Linked DNA regions of Homo sapiens: region 2 is linked to region 1. Evidence: chromatin contacts called from ENCODE Hi-C or POLR2A ChIA-PET data. All regions are on one chromosome and are shown on one strand. The core of a region is the stretch at or near the end of the contact, and the rest is flanking DNA. Distances in the headings are between cores, read along the strand shown.

Region 1 (4,640 bases), core at 904-3,403:
TTGCAGGAAAAACATCAATAGGCAAATAACAAATATCATCAATAAATATCAATAATTTTATATGGTTCAATCTAATGTTTCCAAACAGGTTGTTTTATTTCCCTTCTAATGGATCTGCAGGCTCAAATCAAATCCCAGAGGATAGAGACTTCTCATCTATCTTTAATTTTCTCCACCATACCTGCCACTGAGCATTTATTGGACAGCCAATAAATGCTTTCTGAATGGAAAAGTATTACCAAGTAATAGTACTTCTGGTTCTGCTTTAATGAATTTGCATGAAGCACTGTAAATTCCATGGAGGCAGCCTGGTGGATGGGAGGGTGGAAGTCCCATCCAGGATGGGACAAGCTTGGGGCCAGAAGAACCTGGTATTCCTGAACTTCAGAAGCATAAAGGCACCTGTGAGAATGAAGCCTTTGTTCCCAGATGTTTAACAAGCATCTGTTATGTGCCCAGCAGTGTCTGGTGCTGGGAATATAGTCATAAGAAAAAAGACATAGTCCCTGCCTTCAGGGAGTTTACTATCTCAAAGGGAGGCAGGCATTCCAGGAATGCTTCAAATAAATAAAAATAAGATGATAACTAGGACAGAAGTGATTAAGGGCTTGCCTGGAGCCAGGGCATCCTGACCTACTCAGGGAAGTCCACCAGGGAGGGCTTCTCTGACAAACAGACAGTGAAGCTGAAATCTGAAACACAAACAGGCACAGGTTAGACATTAAAAGGAAAACAGATTCCGGGGGAGGAAGCAGGAATGGACAAGTGGAGCACAGGGACTTCCGGGGCAGGGAAGCTACTCTGTGTGATATTTAATGGTGGCTACCTGTTGTCGTACATTTGTTAAAACCCACAGAACTGTACAAACCAAGAGTGAACCCTAATGTGAACTATGGACTCTGGTTGATAATGATGTGTCAACACTGACTGGGTCACTGATTGTAACAAATATACCACACTGATGTGGAATGCTGATGGTGGGGGAGGTTGTGTGCGCAGTGGTCAGAGGGAAGTTGTGGGAATTCTTTATTTTCTATTCATTTTTGCTATGAACCTAAAACTGCTATAAAAAATAAAATCTACTGAAAGAAAGAAAGAAAGAAGGAAACAAAGAAAGAAAGAAGGAAGGAAGGAAGGAAAGAGAGAGAGAAAGAAGGGAAGGATGGGAAGGGAGGGAGGGAGAGGAGGGAAGGAAGGAGGGAGGCGAGGAAGGGGAGGGAGGGGAGGGAGCGGGGGGAGGGAGGGAGGAAGGAAGGAAGGAAAGAAGGAAGGAAAGAGAGAGAGAGAAGGGAAGGATGGGGAGGGAGGGAGGGAGGGAAGGACGGACAGGAGGAAGGGGAGGGAGGGGAGGGAGGAAAGAAGGAAGGAAGGAAGCAAGCAAGCAAACCAGGAATACAGGGAAGTAGTATCAAAGAAAACCAGGAATACAGGAATGGAGTATCCAAACAGAGGAAACAACACATGCAAAGGCCTTGCCTGAGTCAGAGTAACGCACTCCAGGTCACTGTGGCTGGAATGCAGAGGCCACAGGTAGAGGCCACAGGCAGAGAGCCTTGCAACAGGAGCCCAAGAGCAAATTCCTGTCTCCTTTCATCTTTGCTCAGTGGACATTCCAAGCAAGAAGGAGCCTCTGACTTAAAATAAAAAATTGACATTCTCACCTGGTATGAAAACAGAGCCCCAGCCATCAAAGGGGCCTCCTACCCTTTCCCCAGGATGATTATTCCCTGCCTTGGTCAGTGAAGGGAGCCACCAGCACGTGTAGACACCTCCTAAGCACAGGTGCAAGGCAGGCACGTGACTTGTTTACACTAGAGGGCAAAAAGAAACGCAAACTCTCCCACGTGCCCTGTTCACGATACTGAGTTATGACTCAGCCAGTTCCCACCGCTCAACCCAGAACAGCAGCTGTCGGTGGGGCTGCGGAGCCCACAACACAGCTCACAGCAGAAGGCAGAGCCAGGAAACCACGGAGTCCTGCACTTGGGATGTCGCCTCAGAGACCAAAACAGTAGAAGGATTCAGAAGTGCACATGAAACCACTGCCGTCTGCCACATAGAAAGCCAAGGGGAAGCTGCGCCACACCTGTCTGACAACAACCCTACAGGGCAGAGGGTCTGCACACCTGCATGCGCAATGCCCAGAGAAATCCAATACTTTAATGGTGCTTCCCCAAAGACACGGCAGCACAGGAAGAGCAGGCAGCCTGGCGCTGGATCAAGCCCCGGAAACCTGTGGTGCGATCTGCTAGCAGAAGCAGCTCACACATGCTGAGACAGACAACGCAGACAGCTGGGAAGCAGAACATGTGGCGGGTCCCTCTCTTCAGGTGGTGCAGAGGTTTGAGGAGTGGGGGGATGCCTTCCTTGAGGAAAGAAAGGCAATTTCCTGTATTTCTCAACTCATGCTTGGAAAAGTGACACAAGTCTGAGGTCTAAAAGAAATCAGGCAATAAGTCAAAAGAAAGCGAGTCAATTCTGCAGGAACTGGGAGCTGGGAGGGAGCAAGAGGAAACCCTGACAAAGTTGTGCCTGACTCTGGGACTGGGGAATTTTCCACATTTTACAGGTGTCTGCAGCAGCCTCTACTGGGTCTGAGGCTTAAGCCTGAGCCAGAAGAGACAAAAAAGCAAAATCAAAGGCCTTGAGCAAAGGAGACAGGGCTGTGACCAAGTCCTCTGCGAGAAGTGGCACTGGCTGGCACAGATGGAAGGCAACCTGGAGCACCTCCCTCCAGTCCCATGCCTCCCTGCATCTCCCAGATGTGCTCTCTGAGGCCTGGAGAAGTCAACTGGCTTCCATGGAGGCAGCCGATAACAGAAGAGGCAGAGCTTGAGTAAGGAAAACATGACTCTAAATTCAGTGCCTTCCTAGGTTTGGAATGTATTATTAAAAAAAAAAAAATTCAACAGGCTGTGTGCAGTGGCTCACACCTATAATCCCAGCATTTTGGGAGGCTGAGGTGGGCAGATCACTTGAGCCCAGAAGTTCAAGACCAGCCTGGCCAACATGGACAAACCATGTCTTTACTAAAAATACAAAAAAATTAGCTGGGCAAGGTTGCAGTGAGCCATGATAACACCACAGCACTCCAGCCTGGGCGATAGAATGAGATCTCCTTTCAAAAAAAAAAGAAAAAGAAAAAAAAATTGTTTTAAATAAATAAATGCAGTGCCCCTTACTCAATAGTGCATTATTGTTACTTCCCAGAGCACACAGTCACTGAGTAATAAAAAGGGCACAGAATTTCAAATCAACAGAACTGGTTCACATTCTGGTTCTACTCCTTACTAAATGCAATTAGTCCCTGTGATACTCAGTTTCCACCCCTGTAAAATGGGAACAACCCTTATCAGAGTCCTACCAATATACTGTAGGATTCTGGTAAGGATCCTCCAACAAGAATCACGGCTCCTCTGAGGCTGTGGTCTTCATTTTAGATAAGATATTCTGGCCAGGGAAGAATAAAGGTCTCAATTCCTGCCAAAAAAATTTTATTCAATACATAAATTTACCTTGTTTGCTTTAAGACTTACTCATCCAACTATTTTTGAGAGGAAATAAATGCTTTAAAAATTGAACACAGGCAAAATTAAAAGAATCAGGATTAAAACAGAAACTCTGTCTAAAGAATACAAAGGATAAGTGCCAGGGCTCTAGCAGTGGAGACAAACAGGGAAACGCATTGGGTTGCACTGATTTATTTTCTGGCTGACGAAAAAAAGCAGCACATAGAATACTGTGCAGCCAGCATGTACCCAGCCAAGCTCAAATGTACAAGTAACTTCTTTAACCTGAGAGCCATGAAGAAGAGCAAAGTGATAACTGACAACTTGGGACCCAGAGCTTCCAGGCAACTGCTCACCCTCTGTCCTCCCTAGGCCAAGGGCGTGCCCTGTTTTGAGAGAAGAGGAAAGCAGCCATATTTCCAGTCTGAACCACACATCACACTTCCGCCTGCACAATTTCAGAACAAACAACTTAGAGTCAACTTCTAGAAGGTCCTGGCAGAGAAACCATTATTCTGACCATAAAAAAGTATAAACAGGTTCAATCATAGGCTCTGGGTAAAGATAAGAAATTACAGGCAGTGGCATTCTCCAACTCCAACCCAGCCAGGAACAGTGCATTAGAAAAAATGCCCGCCTTGACGACAGAAGCATCCCTTAGCTGTGGATGCTGTTAGATGGCCTCTCACAGCAATGTGACCTGCAGGGGATAAATAAAGCAACTCAAAACCTCCATTCATAGAAACAGGGTCCTTATCATAAATGGAATGAATCCTAAATAGAAACAGGTAGTTTCCTTCTTTTTGCAAAGAACATCTTTCAAGAGCAGGCCACAGAGGTGGATTTAAAGTCAGACATGTGAATATTCCATACCCCTAAATCCCACAAGTTGATAACTAACAGTCCATTCAGGGAAACAAGAATGAGAATAAAACCAGAGTGAGAATAAAACCAGGACAAAGAGCTCCCTGTGGCGCTGGGAGATAGGCCTGTTATCAGCTCCATCTCCAGGGCACAGGGTCAGGGGAAGTAGAGCGTGCAGCGCTGCCGGGGAATTGCCTGGCCAACTCCAGCCCCTATGACGCACAGAGCCAACTGCACAAGATTCCAGGCCTTCTCCCTCTGTTCCAC
Region 2 (4,640 bases), core at 1,437-3,936, 99 kb after region 1:
TAAAATAAATATTTTTTTCAAAAGCAAACCTTAGTAGCCACAAAACTGTCAGTATTAATATATCTGGAGGTAGATGGGTGGGAAGTCAGATTGGATGCTCAATTTTTATTTCATATACATCTGTATTGTTTGGATTTGTTACAGTGGGTCTGCATTACTTGTATAACTTTTTTAAACAAAGAAGAGGAAATCAAAACCAAAGTTTGAAAATCAGATCCAGGCTGGGCGTGGTGGCTCACGCCTGTAATCCCAGCACTTTGGGAGGCCAAGGCAGGTGGATCTCCTGAGGTCAAGAGTCTGAGACCAGCCTAGCCAACATGGTGAAACCCCATCTCTACTAAAAATACAAAAATTAGCCAGGTGTGGTGGCAGGTGCCTGTAATCCCAGCTAGTCTGGAGGCTGAGGCAGGAGAATCGCTTGAACCTGGGAGGCGGAGGTTGCAGTAAGCAGAGATCGTGCCATTGCACTCCAGCCTGGGCGACAAGAGTGAAACTCGGTCTCAAAAAAAAAAAAAGAAAGAAAGAAAAGAAAATCAGATCCAAGTGCAGACATGACAAAAAGGGAAATCATTTATTAAGCCCCTATGTGCCAGGCAGTATCCCGGCACATCAGGCTCTTTGTCTCATTTAATCCTCTCAGTCACTCTTCAGTATAGGGATTTCCCCTCTATTGCTACACAGGAAGACACTGAGGGTCAGAGACACCCCACAGCTAATAAGTGGTGGCATGCCATCTGAATCCCTGCTTGCCCTACTTTTGCCCTTCCCCCTGGGTTCTCTGGGTCAAGAAACATCTCCATTCCCCTAAGGTCCCTTGAGCCTCAATGATTCCTGATTCCCTTAACTCTCTATTCATCTCCTTGTCCCCTCCCAGCCAACTTTCCCCTTTCTACCGCCCTTCTATTCTATTTTTAAAAAGTCAAGCCTTTTTTAACAGTGGCTCCTGAAAGTCATACAAGCCTCACCAATTCTTCCTTTGTCCTGAAGGCTTGGACCTAGCATCTGCCCCCAAGGTTGGCAGGAGAGATCTGGTGAGCCCTCCCCTCCTGTGCAGCTAGCCTTCTCCAACCTTCCAGCATTAAGAGCTTGAAACCAGCTCTCAAAAAACTCTAATCCTGATGCCATTCATTCCAGTTCTCTGAAAGGGCTTAATTTCTCTTCATACATCTGCCTTATCAAATACTTTCTTCCTTTCTGCAAGCAGCTTCTAGATTTCAACTCATTGAACCTGAAGGAAATAAAAATATTTCACCCCCAAATATAGCTCCATGATATAATGAGTATTTTAAATTAAAAACTCTTAGAGGTCAACAAGCGCTGTAAGGACTGATCCACCAAAGAAGAACTATTGCTCCTGTTCCCCTCCCTGTTATGTCATTATCCACTACAGGAAAGAAGACCGAGAAGGAAACCACCCCTGAGCTGACCCTTCATCAAGATAAGGACTGTCTCCAAGGATCTTTAAATTCCAAGGAGAATTATCTACAAGTTCATTTTTGTTCCCAGATCCAATTATTCTCCCTAATAATCATTTATTGCCCCTCAACAGAATTCCTCTTCTCCCTTCTTCCATAACTTGTTTTACCAAGATCCAAGCCCCCTTTCTTTCTGTAACCTCAAGATGGTGTATAAGCTTCTATACCTCATCAGGAAGTTGGGTGTTCATGCTGAAGGTTCCTGGGTACACACATTAAATACAGTTGTATGCCTTTTTTCCTATTAGTCCATCTACTTCATGCCAGTGATTTTTCTGCAAAATTTTAGGAAGCCAATTGGCCTCCACAACCCTCACCTCTCAACATACTGCTGACCTCACCCACATGTGGCCCATAGAACCCTTCCTAACTCAGAACAGAGAGTACATGTCTGAAGTCTAATCAACGTGACAATTACTCCCTATGGTTTAGCATTCTCAAATTCAAGTACATTTGTGAAAGGAGGCTTTTTGCTGTGGTCAGCTCTCTGATTATCATGAGAGGGGATCCAGAACGCTATAGTAGAGAACTGGGTCCTTGCAACCTACTTAGTCCTTCTTATCTGGCCTCAGGAACTCTCAAAGAGAAACCTCTGGTTTGCTGAGCCCCCAGATCTCACTCCATAGACCACTTCTTCCCCCCACCCCTACAAGATGGAGTCTCGCTCTGTCACTCCGTGTCATCTCAGCTCACTGCAACCTCCACTTCCCGAGTTCAAGCGATTCTTTCTGCCTCAGCCTCCTGAGTAGCTGAGACTACAGGTGCCCACCGCCACACCTGGCTAATTTTTTTGTATTTTTAGTAGAGATGGAGTTTCACCATGTTGGCCAGGGTGGTTTCAAACTCCTGACCTCAAGTGATCCATCTGCCTCGGCCTCCCATATTGCTGAGATTACAGGCGTGAGCCACCGCGCCCAGCCCACAGACCACTTTTGCTATTGCTCTATCTTCCCCATCACAGGATAAAATGTCTGTGTCTTTGAGCTGAGCTGGAGAGGAAACTTCATTTATAAAATAGACCATGTGCTGGGCTGGGAGAATTGGTAGCTATAGGCCTGCTGATTCTACCTCAAAGACAACATACATGATTGGAAGAATTAAAATGTAAAAATATTCCTTACCTGTGTTTACAGAAAGGAGAGCAAGAAGAGTAAGATGAATGATGGCTTTCATTTTAGCTGTTCTTGCTTGGTAATCTGAGGAGGAAATGATTTCCCTTCCTGGCTACCTTTCGTTTTAACTGTCTTTCGGGTACAAAGTCCAGTCATTAATTGACGTCAAACCACAGAAAGGCAATTATAGCTAGCATTTGGCCAAATACCATAGATCTCTTCCGAGCTTTTGAGATAGAAGAGGTGGAGCTGGCCTTACGAATCATTTTTCTGACTCAAAGCCCAAAATAAGTCAGGACATTCCAAATATCCTTGTGAGGTTGGTGGCACATGAGTTTGGTTAATCTCTTGATATCTCAAATGTCTCCAAGCCGCCATCTTTTAGGAGGTCACCATTCCATTAAACATTCAATAACAAACTGTGCTCTACTCACCCACATATGAGTGCAGGAAACCACTTTCCTCCAGCTGTAGTTCTGAGAATCCCTGAAGAGGACTTACATGTTTCCCAAAATTATTAGTTGCTTAACTTTTGTCACTGTATGCTGGGGACTACCATTCCGGGCCTCTCTGATGGTCATGTCTAGCAACTTTGTAATCACATCTCCAAGCTTCTGTGACTCTACCTGGATACAGCCCCCAATAAAGTTCCCAAGCACAATGGACATCACATCATGGCATTTAACCTAACTTTACTGAAGTCTTGTGGGTGACTGGTGTGTTGGGGAGTTGGCAATAAAGTACAGAAAAGAGAAAACTTAGAACAGCTGATTTGATCTCTCTGCTCCTGGCCACTCATTGGGCAGGCCCCACTTCTCAGTTCCCTTTCTCACCCTCTCTCTAGTTCCTCAGCCCCTCACCTCTCACCATGTGTCAGGAACCAGCTTTACTGCTTGGATTTGGGTCTTCTTAATCTAATTTTCCCTCCTTAAAGTCCAGGGCCCCAACTCTACTGTGTCTAGCCCCAGCCAGAGGAATATAAACTAATGATACCTTGTGAGTTGTGGCTAGAGTTTTGAGTTTAAGTTTTTTTTTTTTTTTTTTTTTTTTTTTGAGACAGAGTCTCACTCTGTCGCCCAGGCTGAAGTGCAGTGGCACGATCTCAGCTCACTGCAACCTCTGCCTCCAGGGCTCAAGTGATCCTCCTGCCTCAGTCACCCAAGTAGCTGGGATTACAGGCATACACCACAATGCTTGGCTGATTTTTGTATTTTCAGAAGAGATGGGGTTTTGTCATGTTGTCCAGGCTGGTCTCAAACTCTTAGACTCAAGCAATCCCCAACCACAGCCTCCCAAAGTGCTGTGATTACAAGCGTGTGCCACCATACCTGGCCTTTGGGTTTAAATTTTAACCCTGACCTTGATGAAAACAAAACATTTTTGTATGATCGCCCAGCAGATAAGCTGCTTATTGTCCTAGAGTCTCCATTCAAGAATAAGACAGGGGTTTGTTCTTACATGGCTGAGAGGTCCATTTAAACACTTTTTCCAAAGCAAAGACACTTCTAAGGCCCATTATGTTATGCTATTATTCTCAGCTTGAATAACTCCTGGCATCAGGATTTAAACAAAGGCTTGTTTTTCTTTTCTTTTTAAACTAGCTTTATTGAGCTATAATTTATGTCAATAAACTGTATCTATTTACAGTGTACAGTTCAACGAATTTTGATTGATGTATATACATGTGTAGCTACCGTTGCAACCAAGATACCGAGCATTCCCAACACACCCTTTGGGACTTTCCTCTTGTCCCTTTTTAGTGCTACATCCCCTATACTCCACCCCAACCCCAGGTAACCATTGATCTGCTTTCTGTCTCTATAAATTAGTCTGCATTTTCTAGCATTTTATGTAAATGGAATCATACAGATGTAGTTTTTTGTTTTGTTTTGTTTTTTGAGCCAGTTTCTTTCACTTATAACCATTTTGAGACTCATCCTTGCTGTGTGAATTCATAGTTTGTTTCTTCTTATATCTGAACACTATTCCACTGTATCAATGTACCATGGCGTGTTTGGTAATTCATCTGTCGATGGACATTTGAGTTGTTTCT

What was found. Hi-C counts contacts between places; a loop is a spot of excess contacts on that map. ChIA-PET counts read pairs that join two places held with the same protein, here RNA polymerase II (POLR2A). Pooled maps may share reads with other maps.
Region 2: a loop to region 1 is called in a pooled map, with 2.2 times the contacts of the local background. The contact joins the promoter of MUC13 here to the enhancer-like site in region 1. A Hi-C loop is called at or near these places in 4 of 37 single-sample maps with no recorded cell type and 3 of 50 pooled maps. POLR2A ChIA-PET finds 5 or more read pairs at or near these places in 2 of 52 experiments (Panc1 and activated naive CD4-positive, alpha-beta T cell).

What each region holds. Positions count from the first base shown.
Region 1 is chr3:124,833,323-124,837,962 of GRCh38, forward strand. The region is part of intron 5 of ITGB5 (integrin subunit beta 5); the gene reads right to left. Among named protein-coding and RNA genes, the nearest start is that of ITGB5, 52 kb to the right of the region's middle. RefSeq lists enhancers at 754-1,253, 1,618-1,707, 1,948-2,157 and a silencer at 2,120-2,414. Within about 2 kb of position 2,154, at least 29 of the 41 ENCODE cell types and tissues checked have a DNase peak (open chromatin) inside an H3K27ac peak, as active enhancers do; they include Panc1, where a contact is called at or near this core.
Region 2 is chr3:124,932,065-124,936,704 of GRCh38, forward strand. It overlaps MUC13 (mucin 13, cell surface associated), which reads right to left and starts at 2,687. Exons shown (of 12, transcript NM_033049.4): 1 at 2,597-2,687. The coding sequence starts at 2,648.